Regions from separate parts of the Mus musculus genome. Here region 2 is linked to region 1. A link is a loop called in an ENCODE intact Hi-C map of the cell type or tissue named here. Cell type or tissue: heart. All regions are shown on one strand. Links, peaks and the distances in the headings refer to the core of each region. The heading gives the core; the rest is flanking DNA.

The links. Hi-C counts contacts between places; a loop is a spot of excess contacts. Peaks named below come from ENCODE experiments on the same cell type or tissue, not always from the same donor. Only the 100,000 strongest peaks of a DNase experiment are listed, where the experiment ranks them.
Region 2: it touches region 1 in a loop (2.4-fold over the local background); 6 of 42 quality-filtered maps call a loop at or near these places.

What each region holds. Positions count from the first base shown.
Region 1 is chr3:57,331,272-57,340,934 of GRCm38, forward strand. It overlaps a transcript of Tm4sf1 not described here. Among named protein-coding and RNA genes, the nearest start is that of Gm51274, 19 kb to the left of the region's middle. In heart, for the core only: no CTCF peak of the experiment used is centred there; a DNase peak (open chromatin) is centred at 3,960.
Region 2 is chr3:57,442,871-57,452,533 of GRCm38, forward strand. No RefSeq gene overlaps it. Among named protein-coding and RNA genes, the nearest start is that of Tm4sf4, 22 kb to the left of the region's middle. In heart, for the core only: CTCF peaks have their summits at 5,213 (motif pointing left), 5,829 (motif pointing left) and 6,037; no DNase peak of the experiment used is centred there.

The DNA.
Region 1 (9,663 bases), core at 2,647-5,146:
CTTTCAATTTGCTTTTATGGTTTATTATGTTGATGGATTTTCTTATATTGAACCATCCCTGCATCCCTGGGATGAAACCTATTTGATCATGATCAATGATGTTTTTGGTATGTTCCTGAATTTGGTTTGTGTATTTTTGCAGCAGTGTTCATAAAAGAAATTGGTTTGGAACTCTCTTTGTTTAGTCTTTGTGTGGTTTAAGTATTGGGGTAATTGTGTCTTCATAGAATGAGTTTGGCAGTATTCCTTCAGTTTCTATTTTGTGAAATAATTTGAGGAATATTGGTATTAGCTCTTCTTTGAAGGACTGGTAGAATTGTGCACTGAAACTATCTTGCCCTGGACTTTCTTTTTAGTTGAGAGACTTTTAATGACTGCTCCTATTTCTTTGGGAGTTAAAGGGCTGTGTAAATAATTTACCTGATCTTGATTTAACTTTGGTAAGTGGATCTGTCTAGAAAACCATCCATTTTGTTAAGATTTTCCAATTTTGTGGAGTGCAGGCTTTTAAAGTACAACCTAATGACTTTTTAAATTTCCTCAGTGTTAGTTGTGATGTCTCCCCTTTCACTTCTGGTTTTTTTTAATTGAATACTGTCTCTCTGTCTTTTGATTAGTTTTACTAAGGGTTTGTCTATATTGTTGATTTTCAAAGAACCAACTTTTAGTTTCAGTGATCCTCTGTATTGTTTTCTTTGTTTCTAACTGATTGATTGCAGCTTCTATTTTGATTATTTCCTGCCTTCTCCTCCTTTTAAGTGTGTTTGCTTCCTTTTTTTTTCCTAGAGTTTTCAGTTATACATTTAAATTATGAAGACTTTCTAATTTCTTTACAGAGGGACTTAATGCTATAAACTTTCCTCTTAGCACTGCTTTCATTGTGTCCCATAAATTTGGGTATGTTGTGCATCATTTTCACTAAATTGTAGAAAGTGTTTAACTCCTTTTGCTATTTCCTCCCTGACCTAGAGATCATTGAATAGAGAGTTGTTCAGTTTCTGTGAGTGTGTAGGTTTTCTGGTGTGATACAGAATTTTGCAACACTAAATGACTTTTGTCTTTATGAAGTAGGAAAGAATCACAATGGATTAGCACATGCCTGTCTTTAACAGTAAAAGTCATATATCTTTCACTTTATGTCACATCACAATTGCTATAGCTATGTGAAATATCATTTATGTCCATTTGTACGCATGGTCATTATGAGACCCATTATGAGATCTTGCCATTTAGTTGTAGGTCCTTTTTATTTCTAATGTTGTATATTCTGTTCAAAAAATTCAATGAGTCAAACGTATCACCTTAAAACACCCTCCTAGGAACTGCAACCCTATAGGTGGAACAACATTATGAACTAACCAGTACCCCGGAGCTCTTGTCTCTAGCTGCATATGTATCAAAAGATGGCCTAGTCGGCCATCACTGCAAAGAGAGGCCCATTGGACTTGCAAACTTTATATGCCCCAGTACAGGGGAACCCCAGGGCCAAAAAGGGGGAGTGGGTGGGTAGGGGATTGGGGGGGTGGGTATGGGGGACTTTTGGGATAGCATTGAAAATGTAAACGAGGAAAATACCTAATAAAAAAATAAATTAAAAAAAAGGCACAGATGGCATTTAAAGCTCAGAACAATTCGTTTGGATCCATTATTTGTTTTGCGATTAATGTGCCTTCCCTAGGTTAACTGAAAAAAAGTAATGGCAAGTAAATATTTTTCTGCATTTTTGTCATGTATAGTTGATTAGGTTAGCATGTTTCATACATACTTATCAGGAAATATGGCTACATTCATTTATAGACTCATTCATGTAGGCTTATATGTTTATATATTTTTACACCCATGTATAGCCTTCATTTTAAAATTGCAGGATTTTTGTAGTTCTAATAAATAATAATAATAATTTAAAAAAAACACCCTCCTAGGCAATACATCTTATGCTAAGTATCCACCTTCTCTTTCAGCCCAAAGCCGCTAAGACTCTACAATGATAGCTTTCAACTCTTAACCCCTAGTGAAAATTCTTCCAACAACTTCCTTGGCTCTAGCTTTTCTTCATATTGACAGAATTTTCCATTTCAGAAGTAAATATTAGCCTATTCAAAGCATACTCTGGTCGTATCTATTTTTTAAATTACATAGGTTCTCACAAACAAATTTGGTACTGTCTGGTGGTACTATTCTTTATTTTTATAATTTTATTTATTTATTGAAAGTTTTATATGTGTTTGCTGTATTGATATCATTTCTACCTCCCCCTCTCCCTTACCAACTCCTTCCATGCTCCTAATGCTCTCTCAAATTTATGTTGTCTTCTTCCATTTATATTCAATGCTTGAATACAACCTAGTAAGAATTTTTAAAGTGGTATGTTTAATTTATTTAATGCTTGAATGGAATATATAAGGAAGCACACACTGCTGAGAACATTTGGTTTTGTATATATATATATATATTATATATATATATATATTTGAAACTGTATAGCCTATCAGAGTGTTTGGCCCTGGAGAAAGTTCATTCTTTCTTTCTCAAGAATTGCTTGTAGCTTTGCATCTAGGAGTGGGAGCCTTGTTATGTTTTCCCCATTCATCTTGGAATGTCAACTACTATTCTCATTGTGCAGGTCTTATTTAGGCAACATTTTGGGGAGCCATTATCTCACACCAGATACCTTGGTCCTTTGTCTCTTAAAAGGTTTCTTCCTCCTCTCCTATGGTGTTCCCTAACTGTTAGGGACAGAGGTTGTGTTGTAGATGTGTCAGTTGGGATGGTGTCTTAGTTAGGGTTTTACTGCTGTGAACAGACACCATGACCAAGGCAGGTCTTATAAAAAATCAACATTTAATTGGGGCTGGCATACAGGTTCAGATGTTCAGCCCATTATCATCAAAGTGGGAGTATCCAGGCAGGCATGACACAGGCAGAGCTGAGCGCTCTACGTCTTCATCCAAAGGCTACTAGTGGAAGACTGACTTTTAGGCAACTAGGATGAGGGTCTTAAGCCCACACCCACAGTGACACACCTACACCAACCAAGTCACACCTATTCCAATAAGGCCACACCTCCAAATGGTGCCACTCCCTGGTCCAAGAATATACAAACTATCACAGCTGGGCATCCCATGGTCAGTTGTTTTCTACATTTTGATCAGCTATGGAATTCTGTAATAATTCTCCAGCTGGTACAAAGAGAAATTTATTTGATGAGGAGTGAGAACTACATTTACCTGTAGGTATAAAGATGCATATTTAGAATACAGTTACAAATTTTCACTGACTTGGGAAAGTAACAGAAGTAGAGCATCCTCTAAGGTCTATAACCTCATCAGCCAAGGGGAAGTTGGCTAGTTTTACAGTCTGAGACATTAATTTCTCCTATTAAATGGGCCTTAATTTTAACTAGGCTGTTGGTCACCCCAATACATAAGTGCCACTATTGTACTCTTGGGATATCTTGCCATGAACACTTTTGGGCACTGGAGAGAATCATGTTAGAGTCACAAGTTCAGCACTTGTGGATACTCCTTTTGGAGGTATCATACTGTTTCTTTAAAAAAAAAATGACCATGATAATGATGACCTCCCTCTGTGGTCTGAAATATAAAATTATGATAATGTCACAAACATTCAAGCTACAAAGCAAATTTATAATCGTTAGCAGCTTTATAACAAGTGTAGGCTCTACTTCCATACAGTTTAGCACCTGGAAAATGGTTTGATATTTTGTTAGAAGCAGACTCAAGTTTTTTGTATGGTATGAAACTGTAGGGTCTTGTAAGAACACACATGAACAGATCATTTAAAATTGAAATGTAGTGTTATTTTTATAGTAGACTCAGGGAACATTTTGAGTTCTCAAATGAAATCAATCTCCAGCTTGTTTTTATGTGACAATGTGGGTTTTGTTTTATTTTGGATCTTGAACAGGATGTGGAAAATAGGGACAAATGCCAAGACTGAGAGACTCTATGCCCTAGGGACCTTTGCTTTGGTGGCCAGGAAGTTCAGGGCTGTCTGTAAATTCATAAGTCTAGGATTGAGAGAGAGAGAGAGAGCAGAATAAAGGCTTTAGCTATATCTGAGAAACTGAACAAGGAGTTAGCATTTGTGTGCATGTGTGTATGCATGTGTGTATGCATGTGTGTATGGATGTGTGTATACATGTGTGTATGCATGTGTTGCAAGAGTACACACAAGTATATGCTTGTAAAGGTCGGAGAACAATGCTATATTAAAAATATTTATACACAGTTATATGCTCACTACCCTTGCACTACCACTACTTTCATGAATACACACACACACACACACAATCTCCTATCAGCATTGGACATCAGACTGGCTGGTGCCAGCTAGCCTCCCCACCCTTCCTTACGCTCCCCCTCAGTTATCATGTGGCCTGAGACTTATTGTCTGCCTTTTAATTGTTAGCTTCACTCATTTCCACTATATTAACTCAGCAGAACTAATCTTGAGGAATTGTTTTTTTCGCTTGTAACACAAGATTGCAATTCTAATCTCAAGGTGTTTCCAGCCCAGAATAACACATTGAATTGTAGCTGGAAAGAAATAGGTGTCCAGTGTAAGAGCCAAAAGAGGGCAGTGGCAGTAAAGAGGGGAAATTAAACCTGAGCTGGGTCTAAGAGCAGAGTCAAGGGAGGTTGCATAGAGGCCAGAGAAAGCCAGGACATTTCACATGAAAACAGTTGTCATTTACAGACCTGATGCAGAATGTCTTCATGGTGAAATCTGATCCTTGGTTGATCGCTGCATGCAGATATATCCTTCCTCCTCTACTCCAAAGCCTCTCCTTTTAGAAATCACTACCGGAATCATGTCATGTTCTCAGTGTGCTTTTAATAATTATTCATTTTTTCAGGAATTAAAAAAGGACATCATTCCTGTGACTGTTTATTTCAGCCTGCGTTACATAGTAAGACTGTCTCAAGTCCTTAAAAGAAATTTTTGGTAAGGTTTGTTCCCAGAGCATATTTTCTATGAATATCTCTTTAGAGCATATTTCAAAGGTTTTTTTTTTTTCTTTTATCATGTGCTCATGGATAACGCGGTTCATTTCCTTTTCTTTCCTTTGTTTTTTTCTTCCTTGGTTTTTTTTTCTTTTTATTTTTTTTACACTCCATATTTTATCCCCCACCCCCATCCACCCTCTGACTGCTCCACATCCCACACCTCCTGCCTACTTCGCTGTCTCCACGTGGATGCCCCCTCCCCACCTGACCTCTAAATTCCCTGGGGCCTCCAGTCTCTTCAGGGTTAGGTGCATCATCTCTGAATGAACACAGACCTGGAAAATCCTCTACTGTATGTGTATTGGGGGCCTCATATCAGCTGGTGTGTGCTGTCTGTTTGGTGGTCCAGTGTTTGGGAGAGCTCAGGGATCCAGATTAATTGAGGCTGCTGGTCCTCCTACAGGATCACCCTTCTCCTCAGCTTCTTTCAGCCTTCTCTTATTCAGCAACAGGGGTCAACTGCTTTTGTCCATTGGTTGGGTGTAAATATATGCATTTGACTTTTTCAGCTGCTTGTTGGGTCTTTTGAAGGACAGTCATGATAGGTCCCTTTTGTAAGTTTTCCATAGCCTCAGTAATAGTGTCATGCCTTGGGACCTCCCTTTGAGCTAGATCCCACTTTAGTAACACCCACGATAGCTAAGTGATAGTTATATGTCTTTGCATGGCAGTATGTTTAAATGTGTAACATAAGATAACACATATTATAATTTCAAAAGAACAATAATAATGTGCAAATATAGTTATCAAATAATACTTAAAGCCTCAAATTAAGTAATGTGAATTAATTATCAGGCTAAATAGTAAGATCTAGTTGTAAACTATAATGAGCATGAAGGATATTTTCAAGGTTCAAAACACTTCTCATTTAATAGGAAAGTATCTTGAATTTTTCTTGCTGAAAGACTCATTTACAACATGAAAATGATACAGGGAGATCTAAATTCATAATTAAGGAAAACGTTAGAGCAGTAGTTCTCAACCTTCCTAGTTCTATGATCCTTTAATACAATTATTCATGTTGCCATAACCCCAACCGTAAAATTACTTTTGTTGCTACTTCATGACTCTAATTTTGCTATTGTTATGAATCATAATGAAAATATCTGTGTTTTCTGGTGATCTTGGGCAACTTCTAGGAAAAGGTCATTCAACATTCAGAAGGGTCATGACCCTCTGAATGAGGGAGGGAGAGGGACCTGGGAGGGAGAGAGGAAGGGGAGAGAAAAGAGGGCAGGATCAGTTGTGGGAGGAGACGGGGGGGAGGAGTAAAGAGGGTCAGGAAATTAAATGGAGGTGTGTAGCGGCCAGGGAATGGGGAACTGGGGGTAGCCACTAGAAAGTTCCAGATGCCAGGGACCCAAGAGGTTCCCAGGACCCAACAGGAATGACATTAACCAAAATACCCAACAAAGGGCAGAAAGAACCTGTAGAGACCACATCCAGTGGATAGGCACCATCCTTGGTTGAGGAATGAGGCCACCCACCCATCTCAAAAATATTGATCCAGAATTGCTCTTGTTAAAAAGAAATGCAGTGACAAAGATTGGAGCAGAGACTGAAGAGAAGGCCATCCAGAGACTGCCCCATCAAAGGATCCATCCCTTCTGCATACACCAAATCCAGACACCATTGCTCATGCCAAGAAGTGCTTGCCTGGTATAGCAATCCCCCTGAGTGGCTGTGCCAGAGCCTGACCAGGGCAGATGTGGATGCATACAGCCAACCATAGGACTAAGCACAGTGACCCCAATAGAGGAGTTAGAAGAAGAACTGAAGGAGCTGAAGGGGTTAGCAACGCCATAGGAAGAACAATATCAACCAACCAAAGACTCCCCAAAGCTGCCAGGGACTAAACCACCAACCAAAGAGTACACATAGAAGGACCAATGGCTCCAGCTGCATATGTAGCAGAGGATTACCTTATCTGGCATCAATGGAAGGGTAGAACCTCTTGGTCCTGTGGAGGCTCAATAACCCAGCGTAGGGTAATGAGGCAGGAGTGGGTAGATGGGGGGAAGCACCTTCGTAGAAGCAGGGAGGACAGGGGAGAGGATAGTGGGTTTAAATGGGAAGGAGGATAACACTTGAGATGTAAATAAATAAAATAACCAAAAAGAAAGGGAAAAAAAAAGAATTTTATAAAATCGACAAAAGGAGTTTTCTTTTGACCTGAGCCCAGGGGCTACCTGGACTTTGTATCTGGTAACTCTCTCCTTGATTATACTGCCTTCATTTCTACTGTTACTATTTGTCTTAGTCAGGGTTTCTATTCCTGCACAAACATCATGACCAAGAAGCAGTTGGGGAGGAAAGGGTTTATTCAGCTTACATTTCCACACTGCTATTATCACCAAAGAAAGTCAGGACTGGAACTCAAGCAGGTCAGAAAGCAGGAGCTGATGCAGAGGCCATGGAGGGATGTTCTTTACTGGCTTGCTTCCCCTGGCTTGCTCAGCCTGCTCTCTTATAGAACCCAAGACTCCCAGCCCAAGGATGGTCCCACCCACAAGGGGCCCTTCCCCCTTGATCACTAATTGAGAAAATGCCCCACAGCTGCATCTCATGGAGGCACTTCCCCAACTGAAGCTCCTTTCTCTGTGATAACTCTAGCTTGTGTCAAGTTGACACACAAAACCAGCCAGTACACTATTGAAGCCAGACTCAAGAAGGCCAAGCCTTTCATTTCTAGTTGGGACGTAGAAAAGGTGAAAATGAATCACCTCCCTAGAATTCACAGTGAATTTACTCTACGTATAGTCACTAATCCTTTAAAATGACCAGGGAAGGGAGAAAGTGAGGAAATATGGAAGGAAGAAAAAATGAGGGGGGGAGTGTTGGGAACTGGCTGGCTTTATGTCAATATGACACAAGCTAGGATCAACAGAGAGTTAGGAAACTCATTTGAGAAAATGCATCCAAAGATCAAGCTATATTTAAACCTATGGGGTATTTGCTTAATTATAATTGATGTGGAAAGGCCAAGTCTACTATGGATAGGGTCACTCATGAGCTGGTGGTCTAGGTGCTATAAGAAAGCAGACTGAGGCAGCCAGAGTATCAAGCCAGCAAGCAGCACCTCTGCAAGGCCTCTGCATTAGCTCCTGTCTCCAAGTTTATGCGTGTTTGAATTCCTGTCCTGACTCCCTTCAGTGATGGAATATGATATAGAAGTATAAGACAAATAAATCCTCCTGAACATTACCTAAGACAGAAGTTAGTACCAGGAGTCGAGTATTGCTGTGATAGACATGACATACTGGTTTGGGGAGGATTATGGAAAGACTTTGGAGCTTTAGGCTAGAAAAGCCATTGAACAATCAGAGTTCAGTAAGCTGTTCTGGAGGAACTTGGAAGATAAGAATGCTGAAGGCAATGGAGATGATGGAGGCCTGGCTTGTAAAGTGTCCAAAGGAAGTATGGAAATCACTCAAAGACTCTATTAAGAATGTTGCCTATTAGCCGGGCGTGGTGGTGCATGCCTTTAATCCCAGCACTTGGGAGGCAGAGGCAGGCGGATTTCTGAGTTCGAGGCCAGCCTGGTCTACAGAGTGAGTTCCAGGACAGCCAGGGCTACGCAGAGAAACCCTGTCTCAGAAAACAAACAAACAAAAAAGAATGTTGCCTATTTTAAGATAAGAATCGGTGATTCTAAGGCTGAGGAATCAGATGGGTCTCACAAGGTATCAGACCTACTAAAGTGAAATCTCGGCTTTGCTGGGAAAATCGATGTTGGTCATCTGGAGGTAAGAAATAAGTGGTGATTAAGAAGAGACAAGCATCACTGAGGCAAACACTTCTGGAAAACATTTCCTCATTGTCTGCACACAGAAGCTGTGTTCCAGAGGTGGCCAAGTTTATACGTCATGTTGATCATCATACTTGGTAGTGTAAGCATCTCCCAGGTTATACAAGTTTTGAAGCCATGACGGGGTCTAAGCCTTGGCACTATGAAAGGTGAAAAGACACCATTGGTGAAGATGCGACCTCAGTAATCTGTGGAAGCTCCAGAATTGAAGGAGTCCTGTAAAGAAGCTGAGGGTTGGCACTATGAAGAGAGCCCAGGAATGGCTACAGGTAGCAATGCAGTCCAGTTACAGCTGAAGATCCCAGCATTTTGGAGATACCAGTACTGTGATTATTTCACCAAGAATAGCAGCCGTCATGGTGGAGTGGAGCCTGTGGTAGCCTAGAAGATGAGCTGGAGAAGGAGGAGCCACAGAAGTGACCCAAACCATTTGGAGGAGCTCAGAAGCTCCTGAGTGGATAACAGACATTGGACAGTGAGTTTTTACACAGTTGGGCTTGATTTTGCATTGATTTGTTTGTGAATGTGCCCCCATTCTTTCTTCTTGAAGTAAGAAAGTATTTATCTTATTTTTTTATTTTATAGGAGCCTACAGTTAAGAGATTTTGGCTTTCAAAAGAAACTTGGATTTCTTTAAGAAAAGCTGAATTTTTAACATGAATTTGTAGGCCTTTTAGGTTAAGATATTCTCTATTGTAATGTAAATATTAGTGTGTGATCTTGGAGATGAACAGGAAAGGAAAGGGTGTGACTTAACAGTGCTCTGTTTATATATCAAGTGGAAAAGGGGTCAGTTGTACAGGCTGGTTTTATGTTAACATAAGC
Region 2 (9,663 bases), core at 4,765-7,264, 110 kb after region 1:
CACCATTGTCTTCTATGAGAGCCTGTCAACCAGGATAAAGTGTAACCAGGCCAAATTAACGCTCCTGGGAGCTCCACCTCCTTGAAGCACATGCACACCAGTGTGGCCTTAAGAAAGTGCCTACCCATTAGAGCTGATTCATTCATTTGAGTTCTTTGATGGAGAAATGGGAAGGAGGATCAGAGTACCAATTATGGGGGGCTTTCACAGATTCTCTATTTTAGAAGAAAAATTGTGTGTGTGTGTGTGTGTGTTCACATCTGATCTCATTATTTTATACATGAAAAACAGAAACAAGTATTTGACTAGTTCTCATCCAGAGGGACATGCCTCAAAACCTGTTTCCACAAGATAAGGGGAAATATCGTATCTCAGATAAGAGGACAGAGTGGAGAGCTAAAAGACAATGAGAGAAATGCTCCCTGGGGAGATCCCTCTACACACACACACACACACACACACACACACACACACACACACACACACGTTTCTGTCCCTCCCTCCCTTCCTTTCTTCCTTCCACTCTTCTTCTTTTCTTCTTTTTCCTCCTTCTCCTCCCTCTCTCTTTCCTCTCTCTCTCTCTCTCTCTCTCTCTCTCTCTCTCTCTCTCTCCCCCTCTCTCTCTCTCTCTCTCACTGTGTGTGTATGCATGCACACTGGTACGTGTGTGTGTGTGTGTGTGTTCAGAGTCTTCAGAAACTTCTTTTCTCATAGCAGCCAACTTTGTGTTGCATACTTGAGTACCTGAGTCCTCTATGCCACAGTACTCAAGTGGAGATTGTCTTAGTTATTTTGCCCTACCAAAACCTATAACCACGGCAATTTTAGAAAATGTTGAAATTGGAGCTCACAGTTGCATATTGTTAGAGTCTGCTGCCTTCATTGTGAGGAGCCTGGCAACAGGCAGACAGACATGACACCAGAGCAATGACTGAGATTTATATTCTTATCTGCATGAGAGAGAGCCTGGGAATGGCGTGGGCTTTTGGAACCTCCAAGTCCACCTCTAGTGACACACATCTTGCAACAAGACCACTCCACCTAATCCTTCCCAAACAACTCAATCAACTGGGGACCAAGTATTCAAGCATATGAACCTATGGGGGCCATGCTCATTGAAACCACCACAAAGATAGTATCTGCTTATACATACATACATACATACATATATATATATATATGCAGATATATGCTTAGGAGACAAACGTGAGGTATTAACATAATCAAAAGAATTATTTTATGAGCAGGGTCCAAGAGCCCCTGCTTTCCCCTCTCCCCTATATTGTTAGTAAGAATATGCATATTCAAAATACATACTCAAAAAACTGTGTTCTGGACAGCCTATTTTCATTTTTAACTTTAAATACCACAGTGCCCAGCTTTGATGGGGGCTGTTCTTGGGCCTGTCTACTGTACCATAGCATTATATTTTGCCTGTGAGCATGGGACCAATTGCACAGGAAAAGGGAAATAGGAGGGGAAAGAGTTACTATGCCAAAAAAAATGTTCCATGACATCCATATAATCTAAGGAACCTAGACTATTGTGGCGATGGAGGCAGAGAAGGAGACTGTCTCTGTAGACACAGCCAAGCATACTAGCCCTACACCCTGCTATAGGCAAGAGATTGTCAAGAGCTGCGAACAAGGCAAATGTAAGGCAAAGCAAGGCCAGCCTCTCCTCCTGCTGCTCAGACCTTGGCAGTGTTTGCCCAGAAGTGAGAGCTGCAATATCTTGAACAGTTTAAGAAAGACATGAAGGCTTCACAAGGTTTCAAAATGGGCAAAATAACCAAATGACTCGACAAAACATCACAAGCTGACACCAGTCTTCAGACTACCCAAAGCCAGGTGGCAGCACAATTTATCCAACAAGTCATGGAAAGCTCAGCATGTAACCCCTGAGATACAGGAGGGGAAACTTCTGGAACATTGTGTAGTCTGTTAACATAATTGTCCAAGAGGGGAGATGGGATACAAACACACTATGGATGGAGAGAAGGGGGAATGAAGAGTAGGAGAGGACAGAAGAGATAAAGGCAGAAGAGCGGAAAGGTAAGGAGAACGGAAAGAAAAGGTGCAGGGCTTAGAACACTTACCAAGAGGACCCACAGCTTGCAAGTGCGGCGGAAGTATCTGCCTTTCTACAAAACAAATTTTCCTGTCCTTCCAGGTATCACGTTAGTTACTTTCATCCATCTGACAAAATTTCTGAGATAAGATAGTAAGGAAGGAAAATTTATTTGGGTTTATGCTTGCGGGGTAAGACAGCAGGCTCTGTTGCTTTGAAGTCTGTGGAAGGGCAGAAACATTGCGGTAGGAGGACAGCGCTGTAGAAAGCTGCTTGCTTCATGGCAGCAAAAAGGAGTAAAAGATTGTCTTCAAAGTCACACACCTAATGACCCACAGAGCCATGTCCTCCTGCTCAGCTAGGCACCTCATCCCAGCAGCCTATTCAGCTATGAACTCACCATTGGATTCATCCATTGGTGGTTAGCACCCTCAAAAAAATCCATTCACCTCTCAACAATAAATACCACCACCTAAGGACCGATCCTTTTGGAAGGACACTCCATGTCCCAAGTATTATGATTAAAGGCCCATTAGGGGAAAAATCCTGGTCAGGAGACAAGAACCTCTGACCTGAGTGGGTACCTACAATTGAACAGGATTAATGACCTGGCTTAGGGATCAGCCCTAGGAAGACAGGTTCACCTTAAGCTATAAGGAATTAAAAAAAAAAAAAGACAATCATTCATTCCTTTAATGAGATATTGTACTTTTCCTTCCCAGAATTCTTGACCCTAGTTCATAGTCCCTGCAAACTCCCAAGAGGTTGCCGTGAAGTTTGTTGAGTCCTAACACCCCCCGCCCCCTTTCTCCATGTCCTTTTCTTTCAAATGCTAGACAAAACCTAAACATTCTTTTTCTGATTTGGAATTTCTTACTCCCTCCCTTCCTCCCTCCCTCCCTCTTTCCTTCCCTCCCTCCCTGCCACGTGGCTGCCTGCCAGTATCTGTGGAGGACCTCCAGACCAGTAATTCAAATAGCATGGCTTTTTTTTTCCCCCTCCTCCAGGCATCTAAAGAGACTGGCAGCATGCCTGCCCTGGGGTTTTATTTTAAACTCTAATAAATTATTTTCTTGAGCTTCCATTTGAGTCCACTATTAATTTACTAAGAACCTCTGGAAGGGACCTTGATTTTTCTGGTATCATCTGGTGACTACAAGGCAGCCCCCAGGATTCTTGTAACACACACCATAGCAATTCTAAAATGCTTATGTGTGTATATAAATACACACATACTTGTTGCAGTGACTTCACTTGCAACAACTTAATTATGAAGATCAGTTAAGCAGTCAGATTGCTGTCTTCATGTCTGATGGTGGGGCAGGAGGTCCTCACTGTAGGCTGTCAGTAAGGCAGTCAGATATGGATGTAAAAATCAGACAGAACAGCCAGGCGTGGTGGCACTCAGGAGGCAGAGGCAGGCTGATTTCTGAGTTCGAGGCCAGCCTGGTCTACAAAGTGAGTTCCAGGACAGCCAGGGCTATACAGAGAAACCCTGTCTCGAAAACCAAAAAAAAAAAAAAATCAGACAGGGGGCTGGTGAGATGGCTCAGCAGGTAAGAGCACCCAACTGTTTCCCTCTTCTGGAGTGTCTGAAGACAGCTTCAGTGTACTTACATATAATAAATACATAAATATTTTTAAAAAATAAGCAAAATTTTTAAAAAATCAGACAGAACAAGAGGTGGTTGAAACACAGGCATGATGTGGAGCTCATGTGGATGGAGTAACATGCTGTTCTTTATTCTTGTGATATACATGATATGCGTGTCCTGTAGAAATGAGAAGCCTTTATCACAGGACTTGAAGGTCAGAGGCATTAAGGGGAATCCTGGGAAAGTGGAGAGTTGAAGAGCCAGTGTGTATATTATAGAGGTGAGGTCATGGATCAGCAATAGTCCATACGAGCTAACAGGTAGCTGCTGCTTCCCCCTGCCCACCAGGAGCTCAAGAGTCCTATCTGGTTAGTGTGCTGCCAGGCAACCCTTGAAGCTGGGATGAGGAGCTGTCACTCAGCTGAGCCCAGGTTACACATTACAAAGTCTCCAGGCCAACCTTGGAGGAGGGAAGTGGGTTTTAGTTTTCTTGTATTGTTTCTTTTTAAGAATTACTTTTAGTGATTGTGCATGTAGGGAGGTTTGCGTGTAGAGGTCAGAGGACAACTCTGAGAAGTCAGCTCTTTTCATCTGTCATGTGGATGGAACCCAGGATATCAAGCTTGGTAGCATGCACCTTAACCTACCGAGCCATCTCACCAGCCCCTTGTGTTGTTACTTAAGCCTGGCCAGGGTTTCTCAACCTTGATATCTGCAGCCAGTTCCACCGCACGCTCCCAGGACTCCCTGTATATACCATATCATAACACCTACAATTCTTTCCTTTCCTGCCCACTTACAGTCTCACCACTTGTGGCCCAAGTGGCTTCTCTCTTTCGGTTGATCGGGTATGGCCGCTGCCTGCAGTCTTCTTCAGGGGACATTCCACATTCCTGGATTGTCCCCACAGTATCTTAGGCTATACTCCCATAGTTTGTTCAGCACCTGCAGGGACCTCAGTCCTACCACACATGGCCTGGCCTCTCACCGTTTCCTTTGAAATCTGGGTAAACACTTGGGTGACCCCAGACCTCGTATAGTCTCCTTCCTCCCCTACAGAGTGGGGGCTCCTCTGCATGTGCTTCTTTTGAGCATTGGGCCAGGCATGCAGTAAGTGATCATTAAAAAGAGATATTAACCCTGTTATGTTAATGGAACTAAGTTATCCTGCTCAGGAGAAACAGAAAGCCCTTAACACATGGACCCTTGAGGAACATTTAAGATCATATGTAGTAAAATATGACATTTTCAAACATCAAATGTTAGTAATGGGGGACTGGAGAGATAACTCCGTCAATAAGAAGCCTGACTTCTCTTCCAGACAACCAGTTCCAGGGGGTCTAGTGCCTTCTCCTGGCCTCCAAGAGCACCAAGCATGCACATAGTGCACAGGCATACATGTAGGCAAAAGAGTCATATACACAAAAGTCAATCTTTAAAGATGTTACATTGTGAGATGGCAGAAAAACAGAGAGGGGGAGATAAAGATAGAACTTCAGAGGACATCGTTGAAGCAAAAATAAAACCTCTACAGAGACTCATGCTGCCTCCTACTGACTGCTGGAGTAAAACAAAATCATGACACCAGAATGGTCACTTAGATAGTGTTAATTAGCATCTGTTCTTCCCACTGTCCTCCAGATGCCATGTGGAAAGTTGCCATGTAAACTTCAATTTGGTGTCTGTGTTTTTAATTTTTATGTTTATGTGTGTTCAGTAATGCAGAACAGCCATACTTGTATGTGTCATAAACTAAACAGTAAGCAAGCAAACATACCCACTTTCTGTAAATGTAGTGGTTCTCAAATGTGAGGGCATTCTGGCTGACTGAGTAACAGAGAAACCCCATCCCTCGGCCTCCTGCAGAGCCAAGAAGTCTAATTTTATGCTAAAGACTTAAGATGTCTATAGCAGGAGAGCCATCAACACCGCTGTGAACCTGCTCTTATAGAAACTTTATTCCTTCCGGTTTCCTTTGTCTTTAATAACCTCACTAGCACTAAAATCCACAAATCTCTCCATCAAAGAATGTACAGTTAAATGCAAAGAAGGACGCCAAAATGTCTGTCCCACATGTCTTTTCCTTTTCTGTGGTGTTCTGTGCTCTGAGCCAGAGTTGCCTTCATACATAGACAAGACTATTTGCTGCCCTCTAGTGGCCACTCTGCTCAGCCACTAAATGGCTGCAATTTCGTCCAAGGTACCTTCCTGTAGAATTCAACTTTTCTCCAGTAGCTTCCCATGAAAAAACGCATCTCCAAAAAACCACAAAGTATGAGGAATGGCAGTGATTAAAAAAAAAAAAAAAAAAAAAAAAAAAACCAAACCAACCAGAAATGAAAGGGTTGAGGGTTCACCTGCAGACAAAAATCTCTGACTCATAATAAAGCACTGCAGTTGGGAACCAAGTTAAGTCTCTTTCCTTAGATAATGTTAAGTGCCGTGAGAAGCCTGGAGAGGGGGGAAATACTCTAAAGGAAAGGAAGGTGTGTGTTGACCACGTCACTGGTGTCTTACACAAGTCAATGCTCTTTATCTTCGCCATGTTCTCATTGTCCACCCTTGCTTATGCTAATTTTATAAAGAAACTAAACTTTAACAAACTCGGTTAAGACGTAGTAAGAACTGCACGACACTGAATGCGTGAACTGGCTGGAGGAATGAAGCCCAGGGGAGGTATGTCAAGGAGACTGCCCACATGTGCCCTTTGCATTAGGATTTTATTGCTGTAAACAGACACCATACCCACTGGCAACTCATATAAAGGAAAAACCGGCTTACAGTTCAGAGGTTTAGTCCATTGTCATCATGGTGGGAAGCATGGTGGCAGTAGGCAGATAGGCTGCGGGAGAGGTAGCAGAGAGTCCTACATCTGGATCTTCAGGCAGCAGGAAGAGTGAGCCACTAGGCTTGTCTTGAACTTCTGAAACCTCAAAGCCCACCCTCCCAGTGACACACTTCCTCCACTAAGGCCACACCTACTCCAATAAGTCCACTCTCTACGAGTCTATGGGTGCCATTTTTATTCAGACTGCCACACCTTCCATTGACACATACACACCATCTCTACAGAACTCCATATGCTGCATCAAGTGTTCTGGATTTTTTTTTCATTAATATTGCACTCTCATTTTGCTTCTCTGAAGCTCTTATTTGACTCTGGGGTGATCCTACAGATGACTCCCACCCCCACCCCCACCCAGGGTATCAGGGGTTAATTACTATTAATTTTTGCAAACCCCACAAATTAACTCACATCATCTTACCCAGATGTTTGATGGAGCCTTTCATCCTAATGATGGGAAGAAAGATCGGGTCTCCTGTCTGTGTAGTAATAAAATGCTCTGTGATTTGGTTTGTAATTTATGCAGAACAAAGCTGTGGTCAAAATGTCAAATTCTCCAGCTGGAGAGATGGCTCAGTGGATGTGGAGGCTTGGATGAGAATGGGCCCCACAGGCTCCTATGTTTGAATGCTTGGACCCCAGTTGGTAGTGTGGGAAGGATAAAGACACATGGCCTTATTGGAGGAGGTGTGTCGCTATGGGATTTGAGGTTTTAAAAGTCTATGTCATTCCCAGTTAGCCATCTCTAACCCCCAAACCGGATCCCCTGCCCACAGCCTGGAGCTCGTGGATCAGATGTAAGCTCTCAGCCACTGCTCCAGTCATGCTTGTTTGCTGGCTGCCATGTTCCCCACCTTGATGGTTATGGACTCTACCATCCTATGGAATCAGCAGTCTCAAAGTAAATGCTTCTTTTTAAATAATAATAATAATTTGCCTTGGTTGTGGTGTTATGTTGTGACAATAAAGAAGTAACTAAGAGCTGGGTGGTGGTGGCACACGCCTTTAATCCCAGCACTTGGGAGGCAGAGGCAGGCGGATTTCTGAGTTCAAGGCCAGCCTGGTCTACAAAGTGAGTTCCAGGACAGCCAGGGCTACACAGAGAAACCCTGTCTCGAAAAGCCAAAAAAAAAAAAAGAAGTAACTAAGATGTTAGATAAAAGGCTCCCTGAGCAGGTGTGAAGACCTGAGTTCTGTCCCCAGAATCCAGGAAAGTTGGGGGAGGTAGTGATCCTGTGTAATCCCACCATGCCCAAGGTGAGATGAAAAGTGGAGACAGGACAGTTCCCAGGAGCTCTTGTGCCAGCTAGACTGACACAAGCAAGCAGCAAACCAGAGACCTTGTACCAAACAACATGGAAAGCAAATGACTGACCAACCCCTGAGATTCTCATCTGACATCCACATTCAATGGCACACACGTCTACACACACACACACACACACACACACAAATATTGCCATATTCTCAGCCTTCAATCTGTTACAAATAGGAGACTAACAAGTGGGTTATAAGAAAATGAGTGTATATAAATGCCACCAAGTCCCATCTTCCAGATATAGAAAACCTACTCACATGCTAACCAAGACAACAAAGAAGAGGATTTCACTGCTTATGGTTCATAAGTTGTGACAATAAAAAATGAGACCCCCCCAAATTAAGTGAATTCTAAAGGTGACAGATATAAACCTGTCTCTCCTTTTTGTTGTTTTTTAAAATTGAGAATGGTCCTGGTACCTGACTTCCAGAAGAAAGGTTTTAGAGAAATGTTGTTCAGTAGGATAAAGGTGACATTTCTGCCTAAATGATTCCAAGCTGTGCTACTAACATACATATATACATATTCACACACACACACACACACACACACACACACACACACACACACACACACACCACTCTTTCCTTCTATTTTTGCATCTCCTTTTGCCCACTAGTTCATTTCCGGAATTCACACTTCTCCACTTGTCATTATTCCCCAAACAATCCAATAGCTACTGATATCTCATGTATTATAAACAATTTAGGGCTGCTTTAAAATGTAGGAAAGGAGGCACAGGTGTTATATACAAATATTCTGTTGGGAATTGGTTCCAATGCTTTGTCTTGATTTGGCCCCCAAATCAGAAATCTGCATGTCCAGATGTTGAAGGTCGTTGTCCCTAATTGGTTTTGGATTGCTCAATAAAGAGCCAATGGTCAATGGCTGGGCAGAGAGATAGAGGTGGGACTTCTAGGCACCTGGAAGAAGAAACACGGGGAGGAAGAAGCAGCATCTACACCAGAAAATAAAAGGAGTAGGACAGTAGGACAGACCAAGACAGAAGGACAGGGGGAGGAGGGAGGAAACTCCTGAGCAGTGTCAGCTGCAGTGCCTGTCATAGATCTATTCATCCTACGCCACTCACCCACTACACGAAATTGTTGAGACGTTGTTCCATTAATTAACTGGCAAACAACTTGTTCAACCAACCTTCCTTACAAACTCTTGCCCATTTTTGCAGTACTGCTTTTCTATGTGTCTTCTAATTATCTCAAATATTGTTTGGCATGTGTGCAGTTTGGGAAATTTCAAAGGTATGGCCTTGAGGGAGGAAGTGTGTCACTGGACATGGCCCTGAGAACCCTGCTGTGACGGTTCAAGACTTGAACCTTCAGCTTCCTGCTCTGACCAGCATGTCTGCTGTTTGCTAGCAGGAGCCCTGCCTCCCTGCTAAAACAGACTCTAATGAGCATTCTCCTGTAAGTTGTATTGGTCACGTTGTGTCAACACAGCAATAACAAGTAACTAATACAGGAAGAAACAAAGCCAGAGCTTCCTCCCACAGCAGGCTTCTAATGGATCCCCAGGAGACTGCCGGAAGTTACACTGTTACTGGCTAAGGGTGTTTCTAGCTCTCTGCTTGTGAAGGGTCAAAGGGACTCAGGAGAAGGTAAGATGGGAATCTAAAGTGAACTGGGTAAACTGACAGTATGCACTAAAGAAACAAAGTCATGATGTCAGCAATAATACAAGGAATGAACTGTGTAAGAGAAAAAAAATACTTAACCACCAACCAAAGAGTACACATGGTGGGACTCATGGCTCCAGCTACATACGTAGCAGAGGAAGATAGTCATCAATGGGAGGAGAGGCCCTTGGTCTTGTGAAGG